Regions from separate parts of the Mus musculus genome. Here region 2 is linked to region 1. Evidence: chromatin loops called from intact Hi-C (ENCODE). Cell type or tissue: left cerebral cortex. All regions are shown on one strand. Each heading gives the region's core, and the rest is flanking DNA. Links, peaks and the distances in the headings are about the cores only.

What was found. A loop is a pair of places that touch in the nucleus more often than their neighbours do. Peaks named below come from ENCODE experiments on the same cell type or tissue, not always from the same donor. Only the 100,000 strongest peaks of a DNase experiment are listed, where the experiment ranks them.
Region 2: it touches region 1 in a loop (2.4-fold over the local background); 3 of 42 quality-filtered maps call a loop at or near these places.

Annotation. Positions count from the first base shown.
Region 1 is chr1:169,664,831-169,681,428 of GRCm38, forward strand. Rgs5 (regulator of G-protein signaling 5) reads left to right here. Exons shown (of 5, transcript NM_009063.4): 2 at 11,997-12,107. Among named protein-coding and RNA genes, the nearest start is that of Rgs5, 18 kb to the left of the region's middle. In left cerebral cortex, for the core only: CTCF peaks have their summits at 5,997 (motif pointing right) and 9,496 (motif pointing right); DNase peaks (open chromatin) are centred at 6,012, 7,189, 7,747 and 9,497.
Region 2 is chr1:169,718,974-169,735,571 of GRCm38, forward strand. No RefSeq gene overlaps it. Among named protein-coding and RNA genes, the nearest start is that of Rgs4, 20 kb to the right of the region's middle. In left cerebral cortex, for the core only: no CTCF peak of the experiment used is centred there; DNase peaks (open chromatin) are centred at 7,624, 10,615, 11,141 and 11,306.

The sequences.
Region 1 (16,598 bases), core at 5,868-13,867:
TAAGCTGCTGTTTCAGTTTGTTTTTTGTTTTTGTTTTTGTTTTTTTTTTCAGGGAAAGAGAAAAGATTATTTAAAAGCTTATTTTAGCTATAGAAGCTGTTCTCTGGTTCCTTATTGGAGAGCCATTATTTTACTCAACAGACCCTTATAGTCATTTGGCAAAGAGAAACATTGACTGAGACCCTGAATGTGTCATGTGGGAAGACAAGGTTTGTGGAAGAATGGAAAGCAGACTGGTCTTTAAGAAGATCTCAATCTTGGTGACTTCTCTTCTTCTACTTATTTTTCTCCTTCTTTAACACCCTTTGCTTATTCTTTCATTTGGGATAGGCTAAATGAGTTTAAAGTAGGAGCCACTTGTAGGAATAAGTGCTTAGTCTGAGGAGCCTCTCTGTCATTGAACATAAAAGGATGCTTGGTGGTTGTGGGTACCACTAGTGTCTACAGAAGCTCTCGTGGGAACATCGTTGACCCTTTCACCTTTGGAGCTCAAAATTTCCACAAATATCTTTCTTCCCCAACTGCAGGACCATTTCCCACTATCCATTATTTGGGTTGCAAACGTAATTACCAAAAGTCCAGCATTCTTGCAGACACTATTTTGAAGAAGATGGGGAATTGAAGGTCAAAGGGAAATGAGCTGTTTCTGGCCTGACCATCTTGTCCCTACACTGTATCTTCATTATCCCCAGTAACCTACCCTGAGTGATGAGTATGTCAGATACAGGCCATAAAATCTTGGGAAATGTCCCAAATTTCCTGGGAGTCCTCCAGTAGGGAGTGGATAGAACTTGGGAAAAAACACCATTGTAAAAATACACAGTAAACCAACACCACAAGGAAAGAGATATTACAACATGATTGCATTGCATTGTGCAGCTATAGGAGCCTTAGAGCAGGCAGCCTCAATGCAAACAATGCCAACTCAACCCTCCATGTTTTCAGAGTTGCTCATGCTGTTGTGAGGTAGAGACTATCTGAAAGAAACTGACCTTGGTGCCAACTAAGCATAAGCCTGTTGAGTGTATGCTATCTCCTTGTTCAATGCATGTCTATTAACCCACACAGACCATGACAGATAGCAGCTGTCCCATAGTCAGACATATAGACTAGTACAGAATGACTGTATGGAACCAGTACACACAGTGCTATGATAGGGACAGCAGTAGTCACAACACACATGCTTATCGAATATTTACTGTAGGCACCTCTGTGGGATGGTTTATTATCATCCCCATGGATCTCCATCACCATTTTGTTATGCAGAATGAGTTGTGATACTCAGTAACATAGGACGGGACCCTGTTGGATGGTGGGAAGTAGAAGATACAGCCATGCGGTGTGAGTCAGCTGGCTTTCATTTTTCACTCCATCCCAATAACTAAAGCAGCTCTGATAGTCTGAAGTGGTAACATATTTGGGGGGAAGGAATGAGATCAGAAGGGTTTTAAACTGCTGTGTGGTAGAAGAGAGATGGAAGTGTGTAGAAGAAATTATAGGAGGATAGTGCGAAACAAGATGGTAACTGGGGACATGGGAAGCCAGGAAGTGATGTTTTGAGTTTGGGATAGGCCAGCAGCTCATCCATCCATGACAAGGCTGTGTGTGACATGGTGGTGGGAGATGGCATGGGAAAGGGAGGATGAGGACAGTGAGGCGGGATGTCATACGATGCAGGATGACACAGCAGTGCAGTTTTTCAGGACTGGTAAACTTAAGGATGAAGGAGGAAGGACACATTGAAAGAATTTTCTGGAAAGAAAAATCAATCAATCAGCTGTTGCAATGAGGAAGACAGTCTGTAAGGATCAGGGAGTAGAAGTTATGGGAATAAGGTTGTTGTTACAGATGAAACAGGGCATTAGGAAGGTGTAGAAGTTACCACTCATAGCCTATGAAGACCTTGGGCCCTTGCTTTTTTTTATTTATATGGCAAAGATGTCAAATGCTAAAATCATAAAATTTTACCATAGCTAGAAGGTCAGCAGGAGTCTTATCAGCTACCTCTCCTTGATTTTGACCAGACCAAAGTACTCAAATACTTACCCAAGATCATCCAGTAAATTGACTAGATTGTCAGGAGGGTTTAATCAAAGGCAAGTGTTGTCACCATGTATTTCCCTTTATTTATGATTGCCTTTTGTTCTGTGACTGTACTAGACATGTTCCTTCCTTAGCACAGCACTTTCTGTAATAACATTAGACATTCTAAACCCTGCAATTTATGGTGTGCCCTGGTAGATGAGCTGGGCACTGAGAGAAATGCCTCACATATGGTAACTCATTTCACTTTCATAAACGATACTTAAAAGGTAAGCACAATTATTCTTGTGTTGTGCTGCTGTATTTTAGAGATGTAAAAACAAGCAAACAGATCAGGAAGTACCCAAAGCAAGGTGATATGAGAAGCCTGGAGCTGCCATGTCTGCCTTGGGTCACTATGCTATTCTGTGTTTTCCTTTGAGCAAAAAGAGCTTGCTTAGGGTACGATACGAGCTGTCTGGACAGGCACTCAGTATGCTACTTGGCTTCTCTCAAGGGACAACCCTTTCAACGTGTTCACTGTTGCTTTTGGTCCCATGATCTGAGATGAGGGTCTTACGAGTTAAAGGCAGATGGGTCTTCTCTGCCAAATGCAGGGAAGAGATTAAACAGGGTTCGATGGATTGTTTGTGAGTATAACATGGACTGCGGATCTGGAAAGTGTCATATGATGTCACTGGGATGGTTCCAGGTGGTCACATGACAGGGTTATCCAAAGCAGCTGGCTGCCACTCTGGCCTTGATGACTTTTCTTGGTAATGGAAACTTCTCCACATTTACTGTTCACTGTTTCCAAGGTTTCATCACAGTTTATGGTTCATAAATTCTCCTAAATGCCTCCTGTTTAAATTTAAGCAATCTCACTCTCTTGCAGAAACATTTTTCTACTTACAAAAAAAAATTACCAACTTCTTGAATCATGTTAAATGGAGCCATTATTTTTAAGTTTCTTGTTTGAAGCTCTAGCATCTCTGGGGGTCGCTCCAGGATCTGCTGGCTGGGTATACATATCATCCTGGGTCGAGCTGCTGCTTTGGGTTTGGAACTATTATGGGTGCTGTCTATCCATCTTTCCACTCATGCAGTCCCACCATCGCCCTGCGTGTGTGAAAATGGGCAGCAATGTGTATCTGTAGTAGGGTGGAACTGCCTAGTCCTGGAGACTGATAGTATTGTGGTACTTTATCCAGGAGAGTCTCTCTCTCTCTCTCTCTCTCTCTCTCTCTCTCTCTCTCTCTCTCTCTCTCTCTCTCACACACACACACACACACACACATTTTCCTTCTGTGTCTCCAACACTGTTTATCGGAGGAAGCTATAGTGTCTCCTTATGGAGAAGAAAGACTGAAGTGGAATACAGGCCTCGCCTTCATCATCGTCCACTCTTGTAGAAGCTCAGGGTTACAAATCCCCAAGTCAAAGGACTATTAGGAGTTAGAGCTGGCACTGGGAAGTTGCAGTCATTAAATGAATAGACAGAGTGATGATGATGACCGTGGTAACAATGGTAGTCATCACAGTGGCCATCACGATGGCATACTGTTTATGTACCAGGGACTGGACCAGCCTTTACAGTTATCCCTTGCTCTCCTCACAGAAACTTCTTACACCATCTCCTAATTCATCCTAATTGTATAGCTCTGTGGTTGAGGTGCAGGGATACACAGCTTGTGTAAATTCACTCACATAGTAAGTGGCTAAAGGAAAATGAGATGATCCATTCCAGACCAATTTTGGCAGATAAACAAGTCTATTCATGGTTAGTTGTGGTTATATTAGCTAGATTAGTAGTCATTTCTCAGTAGCGTCAGCATCAGTTTTTGAAAGCAGGACCACTGTACCTACAATGGAACCAAAGTGAACGCATACTTTTAGCTGACAAGCTGATGTAAAGTGTTTACGTAATTCATTCCTCAGTAGCAACAAAGTCCCGGGTATTTGTGTTCTGCTTGCACCAGGATGAAGGATTCGCTAACCCATGAGAGAATCTGAGTTGAGATTCTGATGCCCTTGTGGTTGATATTAGACAACAAGAAACCTCAGAGTCAATGATCAAACCACAGAGGCCATCTCCAGGAGTGAAAGGTTAGCTCCCTCTTTACAAGCCTGATTTAACATGGACGGGGATCCACAGTGGGCTTACCAATTCAAATCTGAGCATTACTCCTATGACTAGAGAGAGATTGGTATGGAACACACATTTTTTTAAAAGTCATTTGTAGCAAACAGCCCATTATCAATGATCTTGATCAGACTAGCAGGAACAGGTAGAGATGGCCTGACCCGAGGCTGGACTTTCTAAAAAGCTTTCTAAAGTGTTTATCACCACTGAGAAGTGCATATCTGGTTAGAAAGATGCCCAGTGCCCTACACCTATCTCACAGCGTATCAACTGTGAGCAGCTAAAAGTATAACAGCTAAAAGGCTAACAGATTTGTCTTTGGCTCCACAGAAGATTTTCTTACAAGTAGTAGTGTGTGGCATGGGGCAGGCTCACAGCAAAGATGCTGCTCATTAGACTGTTAAGTAAGTGAGCAGAAGAAGAAACTGCGTATGGCCCAGGTTTTGAAATGGTACTCTGTCTTATGAAGAAGTTAGCTTATCTAGACAAGTTTTCTGTTGACTACCTCTGTGTGTGTGTGTGAATACACACACACACACACACACACACACACACACACACACACACACACACACACACATTTGTGGAGAGGCCAGAGGACATTATCATTCTTCAGGGTTCTTTCTTTCTCTCTCTCCCTTCCTTCTTTCCTTCCTTCCTTCCTTCCTTCCTTCCTTCCTTCCTTCCTTCCTTCCTTCCTTCCTTCCTTTCTTCCTTTCTTTCTTTCTTCCTTTCTTTCTTTTTGAGACAGAGCCTGTCACTGGCCTTTAATTCACAAAGTAGCTTAGTCTGCCTAGTGAGAACGTAAGGATCTGTGTGTCACCAACTCTCCTACCTGGGGACTATATGTACACAGTGCCTGGCATTATTTTTTTACATCTAGTTTCTGGATGCTTCCTGCTTACGAAGTGAACAGTTTCTGGGCCCGAGCCGCCCCCACTAGTGTTTTGTGGCCTTTGCCTGTGAGGGCATCTGAGTGACAACTGTTTGGGGACAGCTCAGGTAAGAGCTGGAGCACAGAATGGCAATTGTTGTGATTAAGTCTGACAGGAAATGGTGGGAGGTAACAAGAGCTCGAAGGACGCAAGAGGTAAATGTGTTTTCTATAAATATGTCATAATTGACAGCTGTTGTCAATTCCATTTTTTTCAACCATTTTATAGTTCAGAATGTCATTTAATGTAATTAATCACATGAGCTTTGGGAGACAGCTGTCATTGCTGAAGCCACATTTCAGTTATTTAACAACGGGGACACTGTATTTTCTGCCATCCTTCTCCACTTTCCTACAGCTTACATCATCAAGGGATATTTTATACAGACTAACCCTAGGGTCATTTGCCTAAGATACTGTAAGTAAATTATGAAAATGAGGTAAGAAATTAGGTATAAATTCTCATGCAACACGCTGATGGATAGCTATAACAAACACCATGGATGTTTTGTTTTTAGCCAGATGGAAATGGTAGAGTGGTGGAGTGGAGTCTTTCTCCATCTAAATGGTCTGGTTCTGCCTTCTTCCTGGTCTTGAGAATCGATCATTGATTTTTAGCAGTCATGTTCAGAAGATTTGAGAGGGGGTAGCCGAAGATGGTAAATAAAAAGCATTCTGTGTGTGTGTGAGTGTGTGTGTGTGTTTGTGCGCGAAAACAAGCCCGCGTGTGTGTGTGTGTGTGTGTGTGTGTGTGTGTGCTGGACATGTTTTCATGGGTATTTATTGGGGAGGGAAGATAACACATAGTCTTTTCACCTTTGTGGAAGAAGCCTGCAAGGTTAGCCAGATCCAAGGTTCTTTCTACAGCAATTGTAGCTCATGCCTCTTCATAGCCAGCAGGGGGCATCTGCAACAAAGATTTGGGTTGCCTTGAATTTTACCCTGACCAAGGAAAAAAGATCAAGTCTTTTGGAAACCAGTTTTGAAAATGAGGTCCTACACTCCCCAAACTCCTTGCAGAGAGCCTTTCTTTGTGAGGAGTGTTCTTGAACTGTGTCTGGCGTCTAGACTTAAACCTTCCTGTGTCTACCAGATATGTCCCAAGCACAGGACCCTTACTGCCCCTCTGTCTCTTTAACATGGTGGAATGTAAGTTTTCTCCTTACACCCAGGTTCTCTTCTCATTAAAATAGACCCTATATAAGTGATCTGAATAATTGAATACGTGCACCACTTAAGCCCCGCCCACCAGCTTTTATCTTGTTTTCCATTTTCTTCTCTTTCTTGTTTTTATTTCGGGGGGGCTGGAAATCTACCCAGGCTCTTGCCCATTCTAGGCATGCACTCACCAAGCTTCATCGCCGGCCTCGGCTTCTCACTTCTCTGTCTCCGGTTACTTTAAAGAAAGAAACAGAACTCAGCCACTTTATGGTCCTGGCAGTCATCTGGTGGCTTTATGTGTCTTCAGTCATGCTAGGTGATTGCCATGTTAAGCAGTCAGATTCAGAAGATCCCAGGGAGTTGGTGGGGGTGGCTGAAGATGGTAGCTAACAGGTGTGTGTGTGTGTGTGTGTGTGTGTGTGTGTGTGTGTGTGTGTGTGTGTGTGTATGCATTTCCATAGGAATTTATTGTTTTTTTAGGAAGCAAGAACACACATCATCTCTTCATTCTTGTGTCCCATCAGTATTTTCTAACGATGGGGAAATGCCTACTATGTAGTTTCCTGTGTGCAATGAGCCCTTTGGAGTTGTTCCAGACACTACCAGGGCCAGAAACACCATCTTAATCCTTGAAACATCTAGAGTCAGAGCCTCTCTATCGGCTCTCAATCAAGTTCTCTTGAATATAGTTCTATTTCAAAAAAAAAATTCATCCAGCCATACTTCTGTTTGTAGTGTCCTGGTGCTGGCCTTGCACACATACATCTAAAGGTTAAAACTTGCATCCAGTCTATTCGCTGGCAGGAAAGACTAAGATGGTCTGTGGCTTTCTGGGATTTCTATCCCCTGGCCAACATCCCACACAGGGAACAGATTTTACCATTGCACAAGGCTACTACTATTCAGACCTTTGCAGCTTGAAAAGTGTGACTCATCTCCAGAATTCTCTCCCTCTGATTAAATGCTCCACCGGGCATTTCCAATTGATTTTATTTCAAAACAAGTTTTCTTTTTCCTTGTAACACAAAAGGATAACAGACCCAAGGAGACACAAATCATTTGGTGTTAATCAGCATTAATGTAATTTAGCCAGAGGGAAGGGCCTAGTGTGCAGTCGAAGAAAGCGAGGGACCATAGCTGATGTGGTAAACACATTAGAAAGTTCTCCTCTCCAGATAGAGATGATTTTGAAATTCAATTAATGTCAGATACGCTCAAGTTTATCTAGAAACGGGAAACGAATTTGGTGAGTTTGAACCTCTTTGGCTTTCCCATTGATTTGTACTATTCCCACACTGTGTGAGGCTCTGACAGGAAGGAAGGCAATGGAGGGTGAAGCTCTTTTCTGGGAACTCTTGAGAGCCATGCAGTAATTCTGTGGGGTTTTTTTTCTTTCTTTTTCTTTTTGGAGGGTTTTGCTTGCTTGCTTGCTTGCTTTGTTCTTGTGAGGCTGCCAAGTATTCAGACTGGCTGGAACCTTATCACTGGTTATTTTCATTGGTTACTGCTTGGTGAGAGTGAATGCAATCTTACTCATCGTACTCATCCTTCTCTTCAGGATTACAAATGAATAAGTAGGTCAGTTCCTGATGAGCTTTCAATGTCTTCTTCTTCAGCCTATATATACTAGGCCAGGGACAAAGCCTCAGCAACAGAGTTCTCCCAAGCACACTGTTCCCTCTTTCTTGCATTCCCAAGGCCAAGAGGAAGAGAATACCTGGTGTTCTGGTATAGGTATCAGCTCTGAGAAGAGGAACACACGTGTATGCATGCTTGTATCTGTGTGTATACACAAACACACACATAAGTGTATATATTATAAGTATTATATATCTCATGATGTCTATGGAGCAAAGGATAACTTTAAAGTTCTCATCTATCCACCTTTGCGTCCTATATGGTGGGATTATAGGTCTTTGTCACTATGCCCAGTTTATGCAGTTCTGAAGGTCAAACCCAGGGCATCTTACACACCAGGTAAACAACCAATTGAGGCTCATCATCAGAACATGATTTTTCAAAAAATAAGTGATGTTATAAGTAGTACGTCTTTTCTAGATCACATAACACACACAAATGGCCACTGGACAATTGATATAGATAAAATGTCTCTAGAGTTTTGTTTCACTCGTGTGTGTGTGTGTGTGTGTGTGTGTGTGTGTGTGTGTGTGTGTATACCATCTTAGGAAATGAGTGATCATTTATAAACAATCCTTATGGTAAAATGCATCGATAAATGGACAGATAAAGACAATTTGATCCAACCCAAGTTAATAAAATAGTTGGCCTCCTCTTTACATGGAAACATTTTTTTTGAAGAGCCCTTTCTCTACCTTTAACTCTTTCTTGCACACATGCCAAATATGTCACAAGCTTGGTGCAGCATGGTGGTCCCTTGTCATCTCCATTGAGAATAGGAAGACAGGATGACCACATTCAATACCGCTTTGTACTATGAACTGCATTACATTTCACAATCAAGCAATCCATCTCGCGGCCTTCTCTCTGCCCTGAAAGGTCAGTCAGGCTAATGTTAACAGATTTATAAGAAACAAAAATGATCTTGCTCAAGTGAGTGACAACTGGCCATTCTCCAACTCTACTTCTGCTTCTTTTGAGAAGTTTCCTGGACTTACCCTAGTGGGAACTGAGACTATCTGTTCAGGGTCTGCTTCCTTCCGGAAACCCCAGTGGAAGAGTTCAATGGGCTATAGGCATCTTAAAAGCAAAGACCAAGGCCTATGGGTGTTTGTATATTTATTATGTACTACCTGGCACAGAAAACATAATCAATTTGTAAATTCGCAAGAAATGAATGACTATTTTAAACTCTGTTGTTACCTTTACCCCTTCATACTTGACTATTGCTCTTGCATGAGAAATTGTAAACCAGCACCTTCCTGCCTTTTACAAAAGCAAATGACTCCAGTGAAGCAAGAGAGAAAAGAACAAAGAAATAGAAGTGGGGGAAGAGGGGGGAGGGGGAGGAAGCCTAAATCTTAAAGGACCAACCAAACAATACGAAACCCCCAAACATGAGAGTGTATCACTCGTCTTTATAGAAGTGTTGGTGGATGCAATGTTGTGTCAAGTTCAACATTAATAACAGCTTTCCATATGTGCACAGCGGGAGAGGCATGTGGAGTCCAGGAGGCAGATGACTCTTTTTACTGGATAGTGAAGTGTGCCTGGGAGAAGATAGACCTTGTATCTCTGACAGTAGTGCTCTGTACTGGCCAGCAGGGGGTAGTCACAAGTGCTGTATACATTGTCCAGTCAACTCCCAATGATCAATTTTTTATCCCAGATAATATTATATGGTAGTAGTCTTACTTCCAGAGCTAGAATTTTCCAGGAGCCCTTTACAATTTAAAAAAAGTGATCTATGTCATTTTCTGACGCTTTCATTTGGTGCTTATAGGTGGAAGCCATGGGCTAGAGCTGGTTGAAAACAATAATTATGCAATTAAAGCTAGCAATTCAAATCATCTCAAAAGTCTGAGAACTTAACTATTTCACCAGACCCAACTTCCAAGCCAGAAACACTTAACATCAGGTAGTTTGTGTAACTTGTAGAGCCTGAACTCAAAGGGAGAACATCTCACTCACTGTGTAATATAAGCTGTCGCTTCCCCTGCCCCGCAGCAGATGATTTCCAATTCCCATCACAAAGCTTTGTTTAGCTAAGATACGCTTGATGTTAAGAGGTCGGGGGCTGTGCTCACTCACCGGGAAGTTTCTAGAGAAAGAACAAAAGTAAAATGAAACAGAGATGAAAAGACACCTCAGAGTTAACTATTTCTAAATCAATTTCTACACCATATTTTGAGCTAGTAGGACATTCTACATGGTAATTGGGTATTTGTGGCTTTTGTAAGTTGCAAGACAGGGCTTTCTTAACTGTGACTCTAAGATGCAAAATTGTTAATGTTGGTTGTGTATGTTACCTCTTTGCTATCTCTATGCACCAAATAGAAAAGTATGTTTTCGATATCAAAATCCTGTCTGATTATAATGTGAACCCCTCATAGCTCTTTAAGGCTTTGCTTATGATTGGTACTGACTTGGAGACCAATGGTAACAGATTGGTAAGAAATGAAATCGAGATAATTTTAGCTCATGATGACAAATACTATTGAATATTTGCTAGGTTGCCAAGCAACTGTGCCAGGCACAGAGATTAAAAGGCATTTAAGACTCGACTCCTACCTTGAAAGGGTTCTTCTATACAGCTTAGAAAACAGGCACAAATCAATAGCCCTAATGCAATATGATAAGCCCTATCCTCAAAGTGCATGTGGAGGGCCACAGCGACAAAGGAAGAACAGTCTAGGGTTTCCTAATACACAACTGATCTGTGAGTTACTATCTGAGATTAGGGTTTAGGGCTGGAGAGATGACTCAGCTGGTAAATGTACTTTCAACACAAGCCCCCATAACCTGAGTTCCATCCCCAGAAAACACAACAAGCTTGTTGTTGCGGCTTACATTTGGAATCTTTCCACTCCTATGATGAGGTGGGAGGTGGAAACAGGAAAATTACATGAGATCTCTCAGAACATTTAGATTGGAATATTCAGGGTAACAGAAATGATAGAGACCTTGCCCAAACGAAGTGGTAGGAGAGAATCAACTCCCAAAAGTTGTCCTCTGACCTTCACAGATGTGTCATGGCACATGTGAACACACACAATTATAGATGGATGAATGGATGGATGGATGGATGGATGGATAGGTAAAGACAAACCGATGAGTAGATAGATAGATGATTGAGAGATAGATGCATAGATACATGAACGGACAGACAGACAGACAGACAGAAGAAAGATCTATGTTTATACAATTTCCATGGTCTGTTTAAAGTATTGAATCATGAAAAAGATTTGCTTAAAAGATTTGTTTTAAAACTGAGTGAAAATCACTGCATCCCTTCCCATAATGGGAGACTATGCAGAATTCTGACCACATCTACTTACTGAAATGCTGAAGTTAAAGGACTATTAAATCTCCAGTCCATCACTGGAAATGAGTCTCCTCTAGGAAGGCTGCTGCAAAGAGGCTACTTACAACAGCTAGAGAGGGGCAGAGCAAGGATTTTTAGAACAATTAAGCAAAAAATACTGTAATGTTATGATTGCAAATGGCTTCCAAAGACATCTAGCTTTACTCTGTCATTTTATAGAAAGGGGACAGAGATCTGGCAGTAAAAATAAAAACAAAATGGCTCAAATGTAATGCATCTAGTTGGTGGCCAGAGCCAGCGTCCTCAGGAGACTGAGAGACAGTTTCATTTAGTAATTACACCCGGGAATTGTGGACACAGACTGCTCGGGCTGGATCGCATACTCACTGGGCTGTATTAAGATATTTAAACTTCCTGTCATTCAGTTTTCCCCTCTGCAAAATGGGACAAGACTATATTACCTGCCATATAGAAATTAGAAAGTAAGAAGAGAACAATTAAGGTTGGAGTGCGATTATGCAAATAATTGGTGTCCTCTACACACCAATGATTGGAACCCACGTGTCCTGTTTTCTATCTTTATGGGGCTTTTTTGTTTTTGTTTTTGTTTTTTTGTTTTTTTTTTTTGTTTTTTTGGTTTTTTTTGCTGTAATAGAAATAAAAGAAGCCAAAGAGGTTCTTTGCATTTTCCTTTCTCTGGTGCAGAAAGAAAGCACTGTTTGAGATGTGTGTGCCCATGTGTCATTGTTGTCCCCTGACATCTCTCCTTTCAGGGCCAAGGAGATCAAGATCAAGTTGGGAATTCTCCTCCAGAAGCCAGACTCTGCTGTTGACCTTGTCATTCCATACAATGAGAAGCCAGAGAAGCCTGCCAAGGCACACAAGTGAGTCCTGAATATGGGTTCCTCTCATTTTCCCTTCAGATGACAGCTGTTTTTCAAGCATCTGCTGCTGTCATTCATCGGTAGAACTACCCCCTTCCATTATTCACTGAAAATCATCAGAGTCCTCAGAGAGCTGCTTCATAAATAGTGTATTTTTTTAACACCCCATATCTAGATCATAACAGTAAATAGTTACAAAATTAAAAGAGATAGAGTCTTGCCTCATCTTTGGAAAGATGAACTGTACTTTATAAAATGACACCAGCCACTCAGTTACTGACTAGAAGGTCAAAACATCTGATAATTTATTGGCTTGGGTCAAGTAACCCTGATCCAGTTAATTATAAGCTCTGAGCACTCAGCATACAGTAAGAGCCAAGGTTTCTTCCTTGGGAGGAAAATGCGAGCAAGTTCATGCTGATGAAAAGGCAGGCAATTTAGGACCCAATAGTTTCTTCTTGAGTATTCTAGGTTCCCTTCAAGGTCCAGTGGATGAGCCCAACTGCTACTTTTGGGAGGAATGAAGACTTTTCTTGATGTTCCCCACAATACACACCAAGCATTGCATTCCCAAATCATAAAAACCATCATATTCCTGATAGTCGTTTTAGCGTCCCCTGTCTCTCAGCTTCAGCTGTGCACATCATACCCACCCACACCCACCAGTGAAGCATGCCAGGAAAGTATGATTCCAAATAATCAAGAAGCTATGCCCATAATGAAGAATCTACCCACTTTAAGTCAGTAACATTACCCATACCGTCATCACTGTCTGTCATCTTCCATTAGGTCCCTTACTGTCTAGACAGATGCACTGAATCCTCCCATTATAGCAGATGTATCCATAGAAATGAAGAAGGGAGGCTGGACCGTCCAAAGGATGCTAACTCCTTCATTCTGCCTTCTAAAGGCTTCAAGATCACAGATGGTGTGGGGAAAGCAGAGTACCTTTGTAACTTTCATGTCTCTTGTTAAATTTAAGATTTGTGGAAATTGCCCATCCTATCCTTTGTCCAAATGACCTTCAACTTAATATAGTTGATTGGCTGGGGGATACAGAACTGGGTTATTCTGTTTAAAAGTCATTTGCCATCATCCTGAGTGGATATTTCCATTTTATTCCTTTTATTACTTCAAAGTGTTTACAAACCGGAAGTGAGGCATAATTGAATTTTCTACCTTTAAAAAGGAGAAGCTAATTCAAAGTGGAGCAGCAGGCTTCCTGGACTAGTACAGAGTAAGAACTACATCATAGCCAGCAGGTCAAAAGGTCTATTTTGGAGCAAACAATGTGGCAATTATTGACCTGTTGGGATTAACATTTTCAAGTGTAGCTCTCTATATCCTACTCTCGAATGCCACCCGGACACTTGAACCTCTTGGCTCTTAGGGAATCAAGAGAGAAATTGTTGGAGAAAAGCTGGGGCTAAAATTTATTGATTTATTTCTTCTTGTTGTCTTTCCTTCCCTTTCTTCTATCAAAAATATTATTTGTTTCTGGGTAAGACAACACCCTCCCTCCTCCCCCACCGCATCCCACCCCCCCAGTCCCCAGGGGATGCTTGTGTGTGACAGCTGTTTTCAACAGTGGAACTGAAGAGGTGCTCCTCTTCCTTTTGGGTGGGTTTCTGTGTTTTTAGCCTTCAGGGAACAACCTTGCTCTGCATGACCTCAGCCAAACTCATTTCTTCATTTCCACATTTCTCTGTGTATGTTTTCTTTTTTTTTTAAAGCCTATATCTTCTGAGGAAAAAATAAACCTCTTGATGGAAAGGTGTGTATTTTTAGCTCCTCTCATCTTTGGGCAATTGCTTTGAAGAAGTACTTTCTATTTTTTAATATACTTTAAATTCTCATCTGACTAAAAATTTGAGCCCCTGGGGGGAAAAATAGAAAATAAGCTGTCTTATTTTCTTATACCCAGTCCCAGCTTCTCTTATCATTTTGGTATTCCAAAACTGGCCTTGGCTTTTCTTCCATTAGGAGAAAACAAGTATTATCATTATTCCATGCTGGAAAAAAAAAGCCCCTTCCTCATCCTTTTGACCCTTACCCTTTCTCTTTGCTTCCATTGGCTTGCCTGCAGACTTTCTCCTCCTCCGAAAGGCCTACATCCTTGATCAAGGTATTCTTTTGAAGGCTACCTGTCTGACTTATATGACCTGCCTTGTATGACCTGTTGTCTTAGTTTCCTCTTTATCAGAACTCTCTTTTTTAACTCACAGTTTAAGAAGTATTTTTCCCTCTCCCTGACCTACTCTGCCAAGCCCCTGCATTCTCAGAGGCTCTGCTGTAGGTTCTCAGAATAAATAATAACCAAAATGTAAGCCACATACATTTAGTTTGTAATACCATTATGGTTTGTAATACACACTGGTTTACAAAATGTCAGGGGCAGATATTCTTTCATTAGGTTTTTTTTTTCTTTTAAATTCTAAATGTCCTTCCTTGACATCTGTTACCAATTTTTAACTGAATGCATTGATCTTATTGTGTTTGCCATTCTAAAGCCCAAGAATGGCCTCTACAAGTAACCCGTCAGAACCCTGGCTGATGACTAGTCACAGCAAGCCATACTGTGTGTTCCTGCAGCTGGTTAACTGCAGAGTGAGCCTTAAAAGGAAATGTGTACAATTTTATGGACCCAAAGAAGTGGCCTTCCAAAAGTCTACAGGAGTGCCACTGGCCATGGGGCAAGGACTCAATCAATGGGCATAGACTCGAGCCTGGCTGTGCTCTGTAGGACAGGAAGGAAGAATAAAGCAGGCTCTTGTAAATGATACCAATGAACTCAAGATTTGATTTCTTTGTCAAAAGCAAGACTATGGGAAAACATGGTCAAGGATAATTAAGTATTGTACAAGACACTGTAGATGACCAAACAAACCAAAACCAAAAGGAAACCAAACTTACAAACCCCAGCCAACGGTGTTCAGCCAAACTACATTCTTCTTCAGTGCTATAGATAATATTTGCCAGTATTGCCAGCAAGGGTAACAATGGCTCATTTGTTCATTCAAGTCTAAGTATTGAATTAGCTGTGGCTTTCAACAAGGTTAACTCTGGGTAAGCTAAGGCAGATTTTGTTTGCCCTTCAACTTGACACTTGTTTACTAAAAGATGTCCGATAGAGTATGCCCAGCTCATGACTCTGAGTCCATAAACATGGATTGGGTCCTCATCCAATTGCCAACAATGAGATATAAACTATAGTTGGGCACAGGTAAAAAATCTTGCCATATTTTGATGTCCATAATTGAACCTATATCTTTGGTCTTTGCAACCAACCTCATTCATTACTTAAAACTGATGCTGTGGCCATAGCAAGGAATGGGAAAAGTTCTCCAGGAAAAACACACAGTCCCTGTGGGGGTTATGTGCACTGTTACCATAGGAAAGATCCTTCCAGTGAAGGGCATTTAACAATGGAAAAAGCTCCTGCTTTCCGAACTGATGTGGTCACTTCCTCAATCAGGAGGCATTTGCACTGGGCATTCTAAAACACATAGTTAATGAGTCCTAACAAATGTTTATCTTGTCTTTTATCTGGGCTACCTTCCTCCCCATCTTTCACACCCACACAGGGAAAGGAGACTCTGCTTGCCCTCTTTGGTCAGCAGTGACCTTGCCGACCAGGATGTTCATTGGCTATTTCGATCTGCATCTATCTTGTTTCCAAAGAAGTCACACTTAATGAGGGCTGGCAAATTCTGAGAATCAGGACAGGATGAACCCATTTCCTCCTAGACTTGTAATCAGAACACTAGGCTACATGCCGTGGGGGGATGTGTCCTGTTCAACTACGCCCTTAAATCAATTTGGACTAATTTCACCCCCAAGCAGACTCGGCACATGTCCCTCTCAGGAATTTAATCTTGGCCGTGATGTGCTGCTGATATTGACCGTTACTTGGTTTTATAATGAGACCTTTTGGGACAAATTGCATCTGGTAACATGTTTAAGGCAGGGACACCTGCTCATCTCATTGTTTATTCCTGTGTGCCTTTATACCATCGAAAGAACAAGGGCAGGAAAAGCTATTTCATCTTATGAAAATACATATACAATCAGGAGGCTTAGGGCATGAACCAGGCCTACCCTTTGCTCTGAGTTAGTTTCTTATTGTTCCATTGTATAGCATGCTCTTGATTCTGAGAACACTTGGACTTGAAAGTATTCTGCTATGTGTAAAATATTGAACCCACTGTGAGCACGTGCATACAGAATAATATACATATAGCAAAAGTGCTTGGTATCAAGTAACACTGAGTGGTCAAAAGGAGTTATCATCCATATGAAAACATGCCCTTTTGTGGTTATCAATAAAATAAATGAAAGAGATATGCAAACATACTTACAAGTCATGTTCATGTCATCTCTCCCCTCTCTGTTCCTTTATAGTAACTAGGGGGGAGGATAAGAAGAAAGATAGTCCACTTGTGAGGGGTGCCCCTGTGAGAAATTCATATGTTTTTGACCTGAGATTTATGT
Region 2 (16,598 bases), core at 4,268-12,267, 53 kb after region 1:
TAGAGAATGCTTATTGGATTTGAAGTTTTGATATCATTGAATGTGATTCTGGTTTTCTATTATCAGAACTCTGAAATACAGTTGTCTAGAATATGGAAACTTAAGCTCATTTGGGATAATAACATCAGTCTGGTAGAGGATTAGATAGAGTTACAGTGTCAGAGCTGGATGCGAATGGCATCGGAAGAAAACAACATCCGGGTGAGTAGAGCTGCGTCATGCCAGTACCTCTAATGTAAAGCCCAACTGGCTCTTGAGAATATCAAAAACACCCTTGTTTTGCTTCTTACACTCCATCAAACGTCATCATATGCTTTAAAACTACTCCTAAACTCTAGCCTGACACCTTCTCTTTGGGAAGGAACTGTGATTATTAGGATAATACCCTGACAAGGGTGAGTTTAGAGGCGACTCTTAAAGTATCACTCAACACAAACAAGAAAAATTACATAAATTTTATGCCCAAGAAACACAAAGTATTTTGGCTTAAGAGTGAATTCTGGACACCAGAGTAATAATGGAAGAAAGGAAGGTGGAAAAGGGTGTTATTGTGTAGTTTGGCAGAAGGGCTAAAGTAGTTTTAAGAATGGGAGCATTTACTGTGGGCTTTTACGTTTTATATACTCTTAAACTGACCAGCTCACCTGCCTTCCAATATCTTCAGTACAATCTTGTATGCACTGATTTTGTATTTTCTTTCTCTCTTTCCTTCTCCCCTCTCCATCTTCCCTTCCTTTCCCCACCAGTGTGCCTGTGCACATTCAGTCCTGTGTGTGTATGTATATACAAGTGTGTATGAGCGCTCGTGTGTGAGAGTGAGCATGAGTGCATGTAAGTGTGTGTGTGTGTGTTATTTAAGAACAATGGGCAAATTCTGGGTGGTCTGTGGAAAGAGAGAAAACAGACACAAGAGCATGTAAGCTGTCTGATTTAAGGAAGCACCAGACAGAGCTGACTATGAGTGGTAGCTCATTAGGATACACATAGAACTGTGTGGGAGTAATAGACTTAAATTGCTCTCTGGGTTTCAGGATATTTATTTATTGATTGATTATGTTTTTGTCTACAAGCAAAGAATGCTTTAATCAATACAATGCAGATGCCTACTGCCATTTTATTTATCAACACAAGCCTCATGTGAATTCTTTCAGTGTGAGTCAGGGCTTTAAATGGAACTGACTTGGGTCATTGGCCAAGTCTTTGAACTTACAAACCAAGGCTCATCTCCTAGTGCTCACAGACAGGTCCTTTGCTCAGTCAGCCTACTCACTGGTGATCCCTTTTGCCTTTCTTATGTCGTTTGTCCTCTGTGTAGCTAATAATCCTTTGAATGATCCCCAGTTTAAAACCTTCTGCATCATTGGATCACACTGTTTCCTCTGAGTACACACATGGCTCTCTTTGAAGTATAGGCCACCATCTGGCTCTGTCTAGGGCTACCCTTTGGCCTATGTACTCACTCAAGGAGTTAACTCTTTCTGGACCTCTGTAAAGTGGGGGGGGGATAGCAATAAGATCAAGGTGGAAGTAATTACATGAGATCCTATTTTTCAAAGCATTTAACACTTTCCCAAGAATATCACAAGGTCTTGAGGACATTCCGACTCATCTTGTTAACAGTTGCTGATAACTTCAGCCCCAACACATTCTTAACTGCGGAGTAGCATTTTCTTCCACAGTAGAGCCACCATTGAAGGAAAGAGAAAAATGATGAACCCTGTTGCCTCTGGTTAAACATGACTTCTCCACTGATTTCTCACCTGCTTTCATGGCCTGTGGTTCAAATAACACGCTCATTCTGCACAAATATCTCCTTACTTATGAATGATATCAGTGGAGACCCTAAGTACCTGGAAGAGAGAATGAGTATCTGGCTAGAGAGTGAGGCTCTGAAAATGTCTGTCAAATGCACAGGCTGGGCTCAGAGCAGCAGCAGGCCTGAGGAGAAGGAAAACAGGCTGTTAGTTTTGTAGCAACATCTTATTGATTTCTACATTTTTGCTGAGGTTCAAGCTGGCGTAGGCTCTGCTGACTACACCAGCATCACTGCCACCATATGGGACTCTCTGTCATGTATTATTTCCTGTTCTATATGAATGCCTGTCATGCTGTTGCCACCAATGTTTGACTCATTCTCATTTATTTAAAAAAAAAAAACCCTCGCCACATACATCTCTGAGTCGTATGCAATCTTTTCTCTTAAATACAGATTACAAATCAAACCACGACAGGAGTTTCCTTCTTGTTGGCTTCATCTCTGTATCCCTTTTATCTAGAAATCAGTAAGAGTAATATAGAATTAGAATAAAGAATGAATTACTTTTAAAAAATAGTTCAAAGTCAGTGGAAAATTCATGTACAACACCTCAACTCAGGGGTAGAATAGAACTTTAGTACCTAAGAAAGTCAATATAGTAATATTGAAGTTTATTTCCTCTTGAAAATGAAATGGTTGGGCCGGGGAGACGGTTCAGCAGAGCTTGACTCCAAGTCTGATGTCCTGAGCCACATCCAGGGCTCAGGCAATAAGAGAGAACCAACTTTAACTTAAACTTTAAGGGTAAAGACCTATGTGAATATGGACCATATTCTTAGAAAGTTTTTTCTTGATTCTTTGTGAATTTCACAAATGCACCCCCTATCCCATTCATCTCCCTGTCCCTTCATATCCACCCTCTACCCTTAAGCTTTCCCCCACAAAAGAAAATAAATAAAATCAAAACCAAGCCGGGCAGTGGTGGCACACGCCTTTAACCCCTCCCAGCACTTGGGAGGCAGAGGTAGGCAGATTTCTGAGTTTGAGGCCAGCCTGGTCTACAGAGTGAGTTCCAGGACAGCCAGGGCTACACAGAGAAACCCTGTCTCGAAAAAAAACCAAACACAAAACACACACACACACACACACACACACACACACACACACACAAACCCAAACAATTCTTCTCATGGAATCTGTAGTATGTCACGTGTGTCTCCCAGCATTCCCTTCTGTCCATACATCTTTACTTGCAAATGTTCACTGCAATGAGTCACTGGTTTTCTTTGAGGTTTGTAGCTTCTCTTACACTACCAATACTGGATCCTCACCAAAACTCCTCTCAGATATCCTTCATTGCCTCATATCATGGAAATCCTGCAGCTTTGGATCTGGCCCTTTTATCTGCTCCAATAGTTCATAGATGGGGTAGATGTTGGGGTAGGCCAACCAAAAGCCCTGGATCTGGGCCTGGGTGTTAGCTGAATTGGTCAGCCTGGCAGTTCTCCCCTACTATCCAGGTGAGGGATGAGACCATTTCTCCCACCCTGCCCATGTGGGAGGGAGGGCCATACCTCCTGCACCTACACCCTCCTAAGCCTGCTCTCAGTACCTAGGGAGGGGCTGGGACAACTCTCCTGCACTCAAGCCCTCAAGACCAGCTCATTTATATCCCCACCACCAAGGCCAGCTCTTCTACACTGCCCAGGCCTCAGTCATCAACATGACCCTTAGCAACATCACAGGCCATAACCTCACCATGGCCCTCAGGTGGCATCACTGGCTACTCACATCAGGCTGGTCCTCACTACCCTCGTGTCTCCAGTTCCTCTTCTCTACATTGTGTACACGCTGTTCTGCTTCTCTTTCTCTCCCATCTCTGCACCATTTACTTGCTCATCTTAGTAGTTCCTAGGCTTCTGGGTATCTTCTGTCATGCCCACCCAAGTCGTATAGCAGTAGGTGAGGGGGTCATCTATGAACTGCATTTTGATTAGAAATGTCTTGGCTTTCTTTCAAAATCCTTGGTTTGGCATCATGGAAACAAGGCTCAAAAAAGACCAAATAACTTGGAAAAGAAGCATGAGTCAGCATGAATGGGTCTCTATTGTACTTATCAGAATGTCAAGTGATGGGGTAGACCTGGGCTCATTTTCTCATTAAGCAAATCCAACCCTTCAAATTAAAGTTTTATTTGAATAATGATAAGGAGAAAATTCCCCCTCATCAGGAAGGAAACTCACGCTATTCCTTTCCAGCTTAGGGAGTTTAGCTTATTGAATTAGGAATGTTAATATTTCCCAAGCAAATATTCTTTTCCTAGGAAAATGGAAATGGTTTACAAAGATGGAAGGAATATTTGTACAATTTATCAGGTAAACAGAAGGAAAAAGGATTGAGGCAAAACCAACGTCATAAAAAAAAAAAAAGAATGGCTTTCCACACCAGTCTGACAAGACGTGTCTGACAGGAGACAGGGTCTGCTCTAGGTCCAAGAGAAAATCAGAGTTCATTGACTTCAGCAGAGCAGTTGATGAAATATGTTTTCCTGGAGGTAAAATTTCTTGTCAGACCTTTTCTCATACCAAGGATCATGAACTACTTTTCATTTTTCTATCAGTGTCTTCCCTGAACTTTTCTTTTTCTGCTGGGATATTGAGCTGAGTCTGTTCTCAGAACAATGGATTGATAGTTTGCTAGAGAACATAGCAAAGCAGTAGCCAACATCAAACTAAATGGAGAGAAACTTGAAGCGATCCTATTAAAATCAGGGACTAGACAAGGCTGCCTGCTCTCTCCCAATTTATTCAATATAGTACTTGAAGTTCTAACTAGAGCAATTAGACAACAAAAGGATGCCAAAAAGATACAAATTGGAAAGGAAGAAGTCAAAATATCGCAATGTGCAGATGATAGGATAGTATACTTAAGTGACCCCAAAAATTCCACCAGAGAACTCATTAAATCTGATAAACAACTTCAGCAAAGGGGCTGAATATAAAATTAACTCAAACAAATCAGTAGCCTCCCTATACTCAAAGGATAAACAGGCTGAGAAAGAAATTAGAGAAATGATCTCCTTCACAATAGTCACAAATAATATGAAACTCCTTGGTGTGACTCTAACCAAGCAAGTGAAAGATCTGTATGATAAGAACTTCAAGTCTCTGAAGAAAGAAATCAAAGATGATCTCAGAAGATGGAAAGATCTCCCATGCTCATGGATTGGCAGGATTAATATAGTAAAAATGGCCATCTTGCCAAAAGCAATCTACAGATTCATTGGAATACCCATAAAAATTCCAACTCAATTATTCATAGAGTTAGAAAAGCAATTCTCAAGTTCATTTGAAATAACAAAAATACCCAGGATAGCAAAAACTATTCTCAAAAATAAAAGAACTTCTGGGGGAATCACTATCCCTGACCTCAAGCTGTACTACAGAGCAATGGTGATAAAAACTGCATGGTATTACTACAGAGGCAGGGAGGTAGATCAATGGAATAGAGTTGAAGGCCCAGAAATGAACGCACAAACCTATGGTCACCTGATCCTTACCAAAGGAGCTAAAACTATCAGTGGAAAAAAGATAGCATTTTCAACAAATGGTGCTGGTTCAACTGGAGGTCAGCATGTAGAAGAATGCAAATTGACCCCTTCTTATCTCCTTATACAAAGCTCAAGTCCAAGTGGATCAAGGACGTCCATGTAAAACCAGATACACTAAAACTAATAGAGAACAAAGTGGGGAATATCTTTCAACACATGGGCACAGGCAAAAATTTTCTGAACAGAACCAATGTCTTATGCTCGAAGACCAAGAATTAACAAATGGGACTTCATAAAATTTCAAAGCTTCTGTAAGGCAAATGGCACTGTCAACAGGACAAAATGGCAACCAACAGATTGGGAAAAGATCTTTGTCAATCCTATATCTGATAGAGGGCTAATATCCAATATTTACAAAGAACTCAAGAAGTTAGACTCCAGAGAATCAAATAACTCTATTAAAAATGGGGTACAGAGCTAAACAAAAAATTCTCAACTGAGCAATACTAAATAGCCGAGAAGTACCTGAAGAAATGTTCAACATCCTTAGTCATCAGGGAAATGCAAATCAAACCAATCCTGAGATTTCACCTCACACTAGTCAGAATAGCTAAGATCAAAAATTCAGGTGACAGCAGATGCTGGCAAGGACGTGGAGAAAGAGGAGCACTCCTCCTTTGTTGGTGGGATTGCAAGCTGGTACAACCACTCTGGAAATCAGTCTGGCGGTTCCTCAGAAAATTGGACATAGTATTACCTGAGGACCCAGCAATACCACTCCTGGGCATATACCGAAAAGATGCTCCAACATGTAATAAGGACACATGCTCCATTATGTTCAAAGCAGCCTTATTTATAATAATATCCAGAAGCTGGAAAGAACCCAGATGTCCCTCAACAGAATAATGGATACAGAAAATGTGGAACATTTACAAAAATGGAGTACTACTACTATTAAAAACAATGAATTCATGAAATTCTTAGGCAAATGGGTGGAACTAGAAAATATAATCCTGAGTGAGGTAACCTAATCACAAGAGAACACACATGGTATGCACTCACTGATATGAGCCCAAAAGCTTGGAATACCCAGGATACAAATGAAGCTCAAGAAGGAAGACCAAAGTGTGGGTGCATCAGACCTTCTTAGAAAGGGGAACAAAATACAGGAGTAAATATGGAGACAAAGTGTGGAGCAAAGACTGAAGGAAAGGCCATCCAAAGACTGCCCCACCTAGAGATCTATCCCATATACAGTCACCAAACCCAGACACTATTGTGGATGCCAAGAAGTGCATGCTGACAGAAACCTAATATAGCTGTCTCCTGAGATGTTCTGCCAGAGCCTGACAAATATGGAGCTGGATGCTGGTATCCAACCATTGGACTGAACACAGGGTCCCCAATGGGGTCCCTAAAGAAGGAGTTAGAGAAAGGACTGAAGAAGCTGAAGGGGTTTGCAAACCCATAGGAAGAACAACAATATCAATCAACCAGACCCCCAGAGCTCCCAAAGACTAAACCCAACCAAGGGGTACACATAGAGGGACCCATGGCTCCAGCCACATATGTAGCAGAGGATGGCCTTGTTGGGCACCAATGGGAGGAAAGGCCTTTGGTTCTGTGAAGGCTTGATGCCCCAGTGTAAGGGAATTCGAGGTCTAGGAGGCAGGAATGGGTGGGTGGGTGGATGGGGGAATACCGTCATAGAAGCAGGGGGAGAAGGGAATGGATAGGGGATTCCGGGGTGGGGGACTGGGAAAGGGGCTAACATTTGAAATGTAAATAAAGAAAATATCCAATTAAAAAAAAAAGAAAGAAATTATTATTTAAAAAAAAAAAAACACCCGCAAGCATATCTTGAAACCCTACTAGGTGGGACTGGCATTATAAACAGTACCCTTTGAAGCTAATTCAAATAATCCTGGCTTTGTTGGACATGAGTTATGTCTTGATTTCAATCCCAGTAACACAAAGGTCCAGGAGCCATGCCCTGACATCCTGCTACTGTTCTAGCCTCATTGTCAACCATCCTTCCCTTGCTGCATTGCCTTTCAGCTAGTACTTAAATGTACAAAGCAATTCCTGCCTCCTCTCTATAACTCTTTAGCTTCAGGGTATTCACATGTGTCTCTCCCACATGCTTCAAAACTCAGCTCAGAGAAGTCTGGCTTCTGACCTCTCCACGTGGAATGGGAATTCCCCTTCCTCCTGTCTGTCCAAGTCTTACCTCTTCTCTTGGCTAAGTCTTCATTAAGTACTTGCTGCTAAGTCACACCACAAGCTGCTACCACAAGGACAGAATCCCTGCAGCTGCGTCCCCCAGCATGAAGGAAAGTATTCACTGACCTCTGAGCCAAAATAAACCTCCTATGCTGAAGTTTGAAGCCACAGCACTCTGTCATATTAACAAGAAAAATAACCGATCTACTTATATGTTTTTATTTCGTGAAATGTGTTTTCTCCCATGTTATAGTTGAATTTAAGCCATAAGAAAGCAGGCACAATAATAAATAGCTAATAAATATTTATAATAAGTAGAAGATTCTTCATATTGATATAAAAACTTGCAGACAAATGTCCCAAATAGCAGACAAGTGAAATCATTTTCTTATGTCCTATGCCTCATGCGGCTTCTGGATTTTAATACATAACGGGCCAAAGACAAGAATTTTCCATTATCACAAGCTTTATTCCTTACAAGAACACTGCCCTTGAGACATACCTTCAGAAAGAACTCTATTCATCATGGTCCTGGCTCTAGAAACAAAATCTTCTGTAATTGCTTAGGAAAACTGAAGTTATTAATAGCTGTAGACAACTCACCGAATCATTGGCCAGGCTGGAAAATCAGACTTGGACTTTCAGTTCAGACTTCTGAAATGACTTCAACACCATATGGAACTGATCGGCCAAGGAGATACTCAATATCCCTTCCCTGAGAATTATGGAGTTAGAGAAGCCACCATAGCTTCAAGGACACAGGACAAGGTCACTTTGTCATGAGCATACAGCTGACAAATCAGGAAAGCCACCTGGATGTGCTAGATTTTTGATGTTACACCCCTCCCTTACCAGTAAAACAAAGGTGTCACATCATTCTGTCTAACTCCATTTGGCATCTAAGACTTTCATACTTTTCTCTGTTTAGTAGATCTCAATTCACATCCAGAAATTTTGCTGCCAAGAGTAAGAAAAATACGTTTTTTTTAATTACTCTGAGATGTCAGCACTGATGGAGCAGCTAACAAATTATGGCATTCAGGCTTCACAGAAATCCCATAATATAGTCGACATTTTGCCCCTGGAATAGAAGAAGAGGTGGAGGGTCAGAGAAAAAAAATGATTCACTTAGAGTCTTTAGTGAGGTTATTGGTGTTAGTTAGATTTCTGCTCCTGTGGCAAAGTACCTGGGAAAAAAAGAGAAAGTGAGGGAAGGAGAGAGAGAGAGAGAGAGAGAGAGAGAGAGAGAGAGAGAGAGAGAGAGAGAGAGAGAGAGAGAGAGAGACTTACAGAAAGATTTACATGACTGTGTCGCTAAAGTATTTCTGGGATTGTGAGAAGGCAGAATATTTTGGTGGAAAGACCTTCTGAATAAAAAACCAGGGATGGAGGGAGGGGAGGATGAAGGAAGAGGAAAAGGGAAGGAGAAAGAGAAAAACAGACAGAGAGATAAAAAACAGAGACATGGACAGGGAATACGCATCCTTTCACACACACACACACAGAGTGATCTATGTCCTCCAGCTCAGCCCCATTTCCTGTTGTTCCCACCATCTCACCACTAAATGAGGACCCAATGGATTTCTGTAGATGAATCCAGAGCCGTCATCATCCAACCACTTTCTAAAAACCTCAACTGTAGACAATGTTATCTTAGGGACCAAGTCTCTAACACATAAACTTTGGGGGCATTTCAGACCCAAATCATAGCACCATCTAATGAAACACCTTTGGTCCTTCTTTCTAGGATTTTCTGTAGTTTCCTTTTCAGCTAAATAACTCAAAGACTGGTGTTACATTCAGAGTTCAAGAAGTTTGAATAGAATCTCAAGATTCTATCCTCCAAATGTAAAGACAGAAAGGGTTAAAATTTCATATATATATATATATATATATATATATATATAGAGAGAGAGAGAGAGAGAGAGAGAGAGAGAGAGAGAGAGAGAAATTCTCTGTGTAGCCCTGGCTGTCCTGGAACTCCCTCTGTAGACCAGGCTCACCTCAAACTCAGAAATCCGCCTGCCTCCCAAGTGCTGGGATTAAATGTGTGAGCCACCACTACCTGGCTCAAACATCTTAAAGTGCCAAAAATAGCTAGCTAATTTCTAGTGATATTATAACTTTGTGTTATAACATGTTACTTCCTGACATATACAGGTAAAACAAGGAATCTTTATAAGGCATCTAATATGTGACATTACCTGGCCAGATACTTAACCTGCAGAATTTTATTTTTATCTCTCAGAATCTGACCTCTGTTTTAGAAATGAGGTAACCAGGGTTCAGTCTCAGGGGGTTGCTTAAAGGTACATCAACGTGATGCTACAGCATCCAGGTGCACCTAGAATTTGAGTAGTTGGGCCTCAAAGTAGGCAAGTCAAAGTGGACTTTGTGTGGCTTTTGATATGCTTGACTTGAACACATTCTGCCCCATTCAAAGAACAAAAAAAAAGAGAGAGAGAGGCATTGCTAAGAGAACAAGAGAGTGATTTGGTCAAGGCAAGATGACCTAGCCAGCAAGCGTTATCCACAGGCATGACTCATGGGAGATGAAACAGGTTCTGCCTACCTTTATGGAATCACCAACTGCATCCCACACCAGATTAGAAATGAAGATCCACATAGAGAGATTCATTAAGATACAATTTTATCTTGAACTTGTGTAGTTAGTAAAGTTCCTTGCCTTACTTTATTTCCTGGCTCTTGAATGCTCGGGGATGGGGAGGGGAAAACACACACACACACACACACACACACACACACACACACACACACACACACTATTGCCACAGTGTCTCAAAGAGAGCCATTCTGGGTAGACACACCTAGAACCATGAAGGTGACAGGTATACCTTTATGGTAGCAACAGTGACCTCATTGTTGTCACCTACTGAAGAGAGGTTCAAAACCATCGAGTGAAGCCAGAGGGTTTTGCCAGTAAGGAGAACATTGCCAAGTACAGTTCTTGTCCTATTTTGGAATCAACAGACCTCACTTAGAGAAAGAACTGCTCACCTAAAATAAGCATCTGAGACAACGCCTAAACTTACTTGGACAGGCTGAATTCTTGGCAGAAGCTAATGTAAGAAAAAGGCGGAAGGCAAGGGAAGACCTTGTTGGTGCCTACAGTCGATCCAGTGGGAGCCAGCAGATAGATGTTCCTCCAAGACATCTGTGACAAGGAAATGCAGGTGACAATGTGCTCACCAGAAAAGAAGGCTCTCTGGCAGCACCTGTTAATTCAACTGTGTCACGTATGTTTATCTCACTGGGCAGGTGGTATGCTCACTTGGGCATCAAATGGTTATCAGGCATACTACGACTGAACGTCATGTGTTAGCTTTCATCCTGTCTGATTTGCCTTTATGTTCCATAAAGTTCTGTTGTTAGGACTCTACCTTCCCTCCCTTTCTTGCCCTCTCATCCCTCCTTCCTGCCTTTCCTCCTTTCTCGGTCTCTTTTTTTACTTTTTTCCATACTCGGTTTCCCTTTGCGCATCAAACAGACATTACTGAATACCAACTTTATTTCTGTGTTTGTTTTCCAGAAAAGACTATGACTCAGAACCAAGAGCTTAAAGTTCACTGTGTGAGGAATTCTGTGCCTGCCTCATAAACACTAATCAACATGACATTTAAAGATTACCTTTGCAAGGCTATGCCACTATATAAGCCTGTGATGACCACAGCTTTCTATGTTACTACCTGTGGAGCATACAGAAGAAACCTTCCATATGAGGGCCTGCTGTCAAAACTCTTACTGCTTTTTAGAGGAAATAATAATTTAGGAAACTACCAGCAAAAGACATAAGGCAGAGCTGAGTTGTATTCAGCCTGTGCGTATGAGCATATAGAAATGAGTCGCTGGAAACAGGAGGGCTCATTAACATTTTCCTAGAAGAGTTGGGCGTCACTAGGATTTCAAATGCAGACAAAATCTTTCAAAAAGAAGATGAAAGGGTATACAGCCAGGGGGAGGGATGAAATTACCAAGACAACAAGCAGAGAACGGGTTTACCTTCAATTTTACTTCTTTTTTTTACATCTGAATCTTTCTAGATTTTGTTTTAAAGAGAGAGTATTTTTTTCTATCTTTTACAGTATAACAAGTAGCATTTATTAATTTCTGTTCATATCAAAGACCCATTTGTACGTATGTCCTTGATGTAGATTTTTTTCCTTTGATCCATTATATGCGAGTGAACATATTTGATGGTTGCTATGCAGCCATCTTAACATGACCTTTGACCCTAACAGACAAATCACACGGTTGGTTAATAAAAGCAAAGTCCCGTCTAACACTCTCCACTGTGCTAGTCCTGCTGGTTGCAAGCAAGCTGGCTGTAAGCATGCTGGCCGCTGGTGTTCCTGAAGGGTGTCTCTGGAATGTTCCATGATTCAACCTCCAGGATTTTTTGTGTATTGAGCAAGGAATCAGTGAGACACGGGATAGTAGTAATACACACATGGATTTATTTAAAAGCCAAGAGAAAAGTATAGATGCGTTCTAGAGTGGCAGTGGGCTTAAGCAAGCACAAGGGCTGAGGAGCTGTTTGCAGAGCCCAGGAACTTGTCATTATCAAAGAAGAGTTCTCTGAAGGGATGAACCTTCCTTTGAGTAGGTGATAGATTTTGCTTAGCTAGAGGTTTGTTCAACTTTTAGGATGCTCCAGGACAGTTTGAAGGACGCTTTTACTTGGTTGTGAAGTCCTAGGATTAAGCTTATGACACAATCATGTGTCTGACCCTGTTTTCCTATCTCCTTTTGTGTTTACTTAACTAAAGCCCGAATCATTGTCATGGACTCCTTATGCCAAAAATGTACATGAACACAGCACATGTGCCTTTCTACAATACCATAATCTGCTGAGTGCCAATAAATTCACATGATTTAGTGGTTTCAATGGCAGCAGTTTGTGATAGAATACCACCAACCTCGGTAGCACGGCCAAGGCACGTGCAGGTTCTTTGACTGCAATCTTAGTTGCTAACGTAAGCTCTCATGTCGCATGGCACCCATACACAAGTTAAAGAGGCCACAGCAGAGTTTAAGAGGTTTCACAAGTGGGCTCAGGAAGAGCCTGTATTGACTGGATAACAATGAACCAGACCAGCATGGGCAGGGAGCTACTGCTGGAGCTGCTGGAGTTGAGGTTTTAGAATGGAGCTGCAGAGTTCACCTGTAGGGTGGAAGAGGCTTGGCCCTAGAGCAGAAAACTAGTCAGGAGCAGGAAATAGTGGGTCAGGCCTGGACAGGTGAACAAATGAAAGGGTAGGCTGGCAATTAGGCCACAGCAGCACAGGGGACCAAGACAAGTCAGTGTTCCAGGGGTCTGGGAGTCCTTCGCCTGTTGGTTGGTATGGGGCTATTGTGTCACTGTTTCTGTGTTCATCATTTTTTGAGGTCCAGATGATCATGTCTAATACATTTTGAGGCTTGCTTTCTCTGATATGATTTTAACATGCCATGAGTCTCCATGTTTCAATTTACTCCACTGACTTTATTGGGGTGGCTCAGTTTTTACTCCTTGGAATGTCATGCATTGGGCTGTGCTGGGTGGGTACTCTCTGAGATGATGCAGGTTCTGGGTCAAATGGAGCTAAAGAGCTACTTGTGAAATGACATCTCCTAGGGCAAGGCACAACCTGAAAATCCACCATTTTCTACAGTATGGACAATCTTAAGGTGCATAGCCTGATGCCAAACATATAGGGTCTCCTCTGGTGACTCAAATACCCTGTACAAATCTTTCAGAGAAACAATAGCAAGAGCTGGACCAAATATTAATAGAAAGGGTCTGTAAAGGTCTTAGCAGGTAAAGGTACTTGTTGCTACAACTTCAGACTTGAGTTTAATCTCTGGGAACTGAGTAGTGGAAGGAGAAAACTCTTTCAGGTTGTACACTGACCTGCACATGTGTTCCATGGCACATGCATGTTTCTGCCATAAGGACTCAGCAGCCTAATGATACCCCATTTACTGGCATCTCTCTTGCTATGAAGAATTCCTGTGCTCTCTCTGTCTCTCCATCCCAATCTTTATCTCTGTGTCTTCCATCTCTCTCTCTGTCTCTTCCTCTCTGTCTTTTTCTGTCTTTCTCTGTCTCTCTCTCCCTCCCTCCTTCCCCCCCCCTTCTCCTCCTTCTTAACCTTCAGCCTATGAACTTGCCCTCTCTGGTCCATGAATTTCATTGTTCAAGTTTTTGAGACAAAAACCCAAAAGTTACTTGCTCAGCTTTTGAGGCCTTTTGAGTTTCCAGGACCCCAGAAAGGCCCAATGTTTCGTAAAGATACTTCCCACTATTCCCATATCAGTAGAACATTGACTATACAAACATGATACATGATGTGTCACTGGCTTGCAGGTACATTCCCCTATGGAAAACAGCTAGTCTAACTAAAGGAAGTATCTACAACTAACTTCCTCTCAATCTGATTCAGTATTTGGTGTGAGACTTTATTATCCTCCTCAGGGTTCTCAGAGTGTCTTTATAAGAAGGAATGTGTATTCTGAGTAGCTTGTTTCCACTCTACATTCCTTATTTTCAAACATATTCCTCAAAGATGCCTGAGGTAAGCCACAAGTTTTGGACTCGTGACTCCTAAAGATACGTGTCTCTTGAGCTCTCTCAGCAACCACAAGCTCTCAGCCCACTATCACTTAGTGCCCTGTCACCTTTCCCTTATTTTTGTTGTTTGTGCTCTGGGAATGATAGTTATAATTTAAAAAGCTTTATGGTATTATGGGAAGAACATAGAAGTGCCTGGCTGAACACTCAGTCACTTATTAGCTCTGAATTTTCATCTCCTCATTTGTCAAATGGAGACCATAACAATAACATCCAATAATCAGGCTCCTGTGAATGTAGATTCCGCCAATGTGCCTTGTGACTTCCTGATCCCTAGTAGGGTAAGTAACTGGGACAAGGGTCTTTCCCATCAGCCTTCAAGTTCCTTATATGGAGACTGTATTTCTTGCAGAGCTCTGACACTGCCTGACTGTTAGGACTGTTACTGTTGACCATAGATCTGTTTCTTCCCTCCACCCCGCTCTCTTCTCTTTGCTTCCCTTCACTTCCATTCTTTCTCTTCCTCTTTTCTCCCTCTTCCTTCCCTCACCCCTTCTTGTTTCAAAATTACTCCCTGTTAGTAATTAGCTAGTTGGTTTTGTCAATTTGGGAAGGGCCATCTGGGAAGATGAATTCAATTTTAAAAAAATGCTTCCATCAATTTGGCCTGTAGACAAGCCTATCATGCATTTTCTTGATTAATAATTGATATAGGAAGACCCAGACTACTGTGGGTGGTAACAACCCTGGGCCTGGGGTATATAAGAAAGCAAGATGAGTGTGTGAGTCAGGGTTTGTATTCTTGAACAAAACATCATGGCAAAGAAGCACATTGGGAAGGAAAGGGTTTATTCAGCTTGTACTTCCACATTGCTTTTCATCACCAAAAGATGTCAGGACAGGAACTCACAAAGGGCAGGAAGCAGGAGCTGATGCAGAGGCCATGGTGGGTGCTACTTACTTTCCCTGACTTGCTCAGCTTGCTTTCTTTCTTTCTTTCTTTCTTTCTTTCTTTCTTTCTTTCTTTCTTTCTTTTCTTTTCTTTCTTTCTTTTTTTTTTTTTTTTTTTGAGACAGGGTTTCTCTGTGTAGCCCTGGCTGTGCTGGAACTCACTCTATTAACCAGGCAGGCCTCGAACTCAGAAATCCGCCTGCCTCTGCCTCCCAAGTGCTGGGATTAAAGGTGTGCACCACCACTGCCCAGTCAGCTTGCTTTCTTATAGAGCCCAGGACTACCAGCCCAGGGATGGCACCACCCATATTGGACTGGGCCCTCCCCCACTTGATCATGAATTGAGAAAATGTGTTACAGCTGGATCTCATGGAGGCATTTCCTCAAGAAAGGCTCCTTTCTCTGTGATAACGCCAGCCTGTGTCAAGTTGACACAAAACTAGCCAGCACAATGAACAAGCCTGGAGAATCAAGTCGGTAAAGAAAGAAGGTTCCTCTGGGGTCTGTTCCAGTTCCTGCCTTGAATTTGTTTCCCTTGAGTTCTTGCCCTGACTTCCTCCCATGATAGAATATAAACTTCAAGGTGAAATTAATCCTTCTTTCCCAAGATGCTCTTGGTCATGGTCTTTATCACAGTCGTCTAAGGAAAGTAAGACAATCAAACACCAAATCCCTAAAACACCCGTGGAGCTGGGACCCTGTGAGCCTTTATTAAGTTCTCAACTTTTACTTCAGATGAGTATTTTCTCTTGCCCTAATCAATTTTATTGGAGGCTAGAAAATTTAACATCACACAAAATTGCCTCAGATGATACTAAACCCTTAGTGAAAGATCCATGTGAGGTGGTTACTGAAGACAGTGCAATTCAAGGGCGGGGATAGTTGAAGCTTCTATGAGCCAAAGATCTAAGATCTCAAATTGAATTAGTTTTAGTCCCAACTCTAATTGCTGATAGTGAGATTTTTGAGCAAAGAACTCAACCCCACTCAGGTCTTGATAGACTCATGGGGTAGAAATATTGGAAGAACTGAATGGCTTAACATGTATAGGGTTCTATTTCCAGTGCTAGCTAGGTTTAATGACAATCCTAACAAATGGCTATATTTAAAAATATAGCCAAAGATTTCTTTTCAATAGTTTCTTCATTTTCCTTTACTTTCCATGGATCTTTCCATTTATACTCAAAATTGCCCATGTACATTAAATTTCTCAGAGTATTTTATTCTAAAAAAAAAAAAAAAGCAGTGCTGAACTCATTTTTACTGCTGAGATCACAGAATATCCATGTTATTTTGTTGGTTATCAGTGAGCTAAGGGCCCATAAATCAGGCAACAGAATTGGAGGCAGGTGTGGCGACTGCCTGACCTGTCATTGGTAATTAGTCCATGGACTGAGTCCAAGTGTTAATGGAATGATAAGAATTAGATAGGCTGCTAAGTAGCTGACTATTATGGAAATGCCTGTACAGCTGTGATCTGGATTTGCTTCAGTATTCAAGGTCTTAAATATCATTGGAAATGCATGAATATCTTGCATGGATTAAGA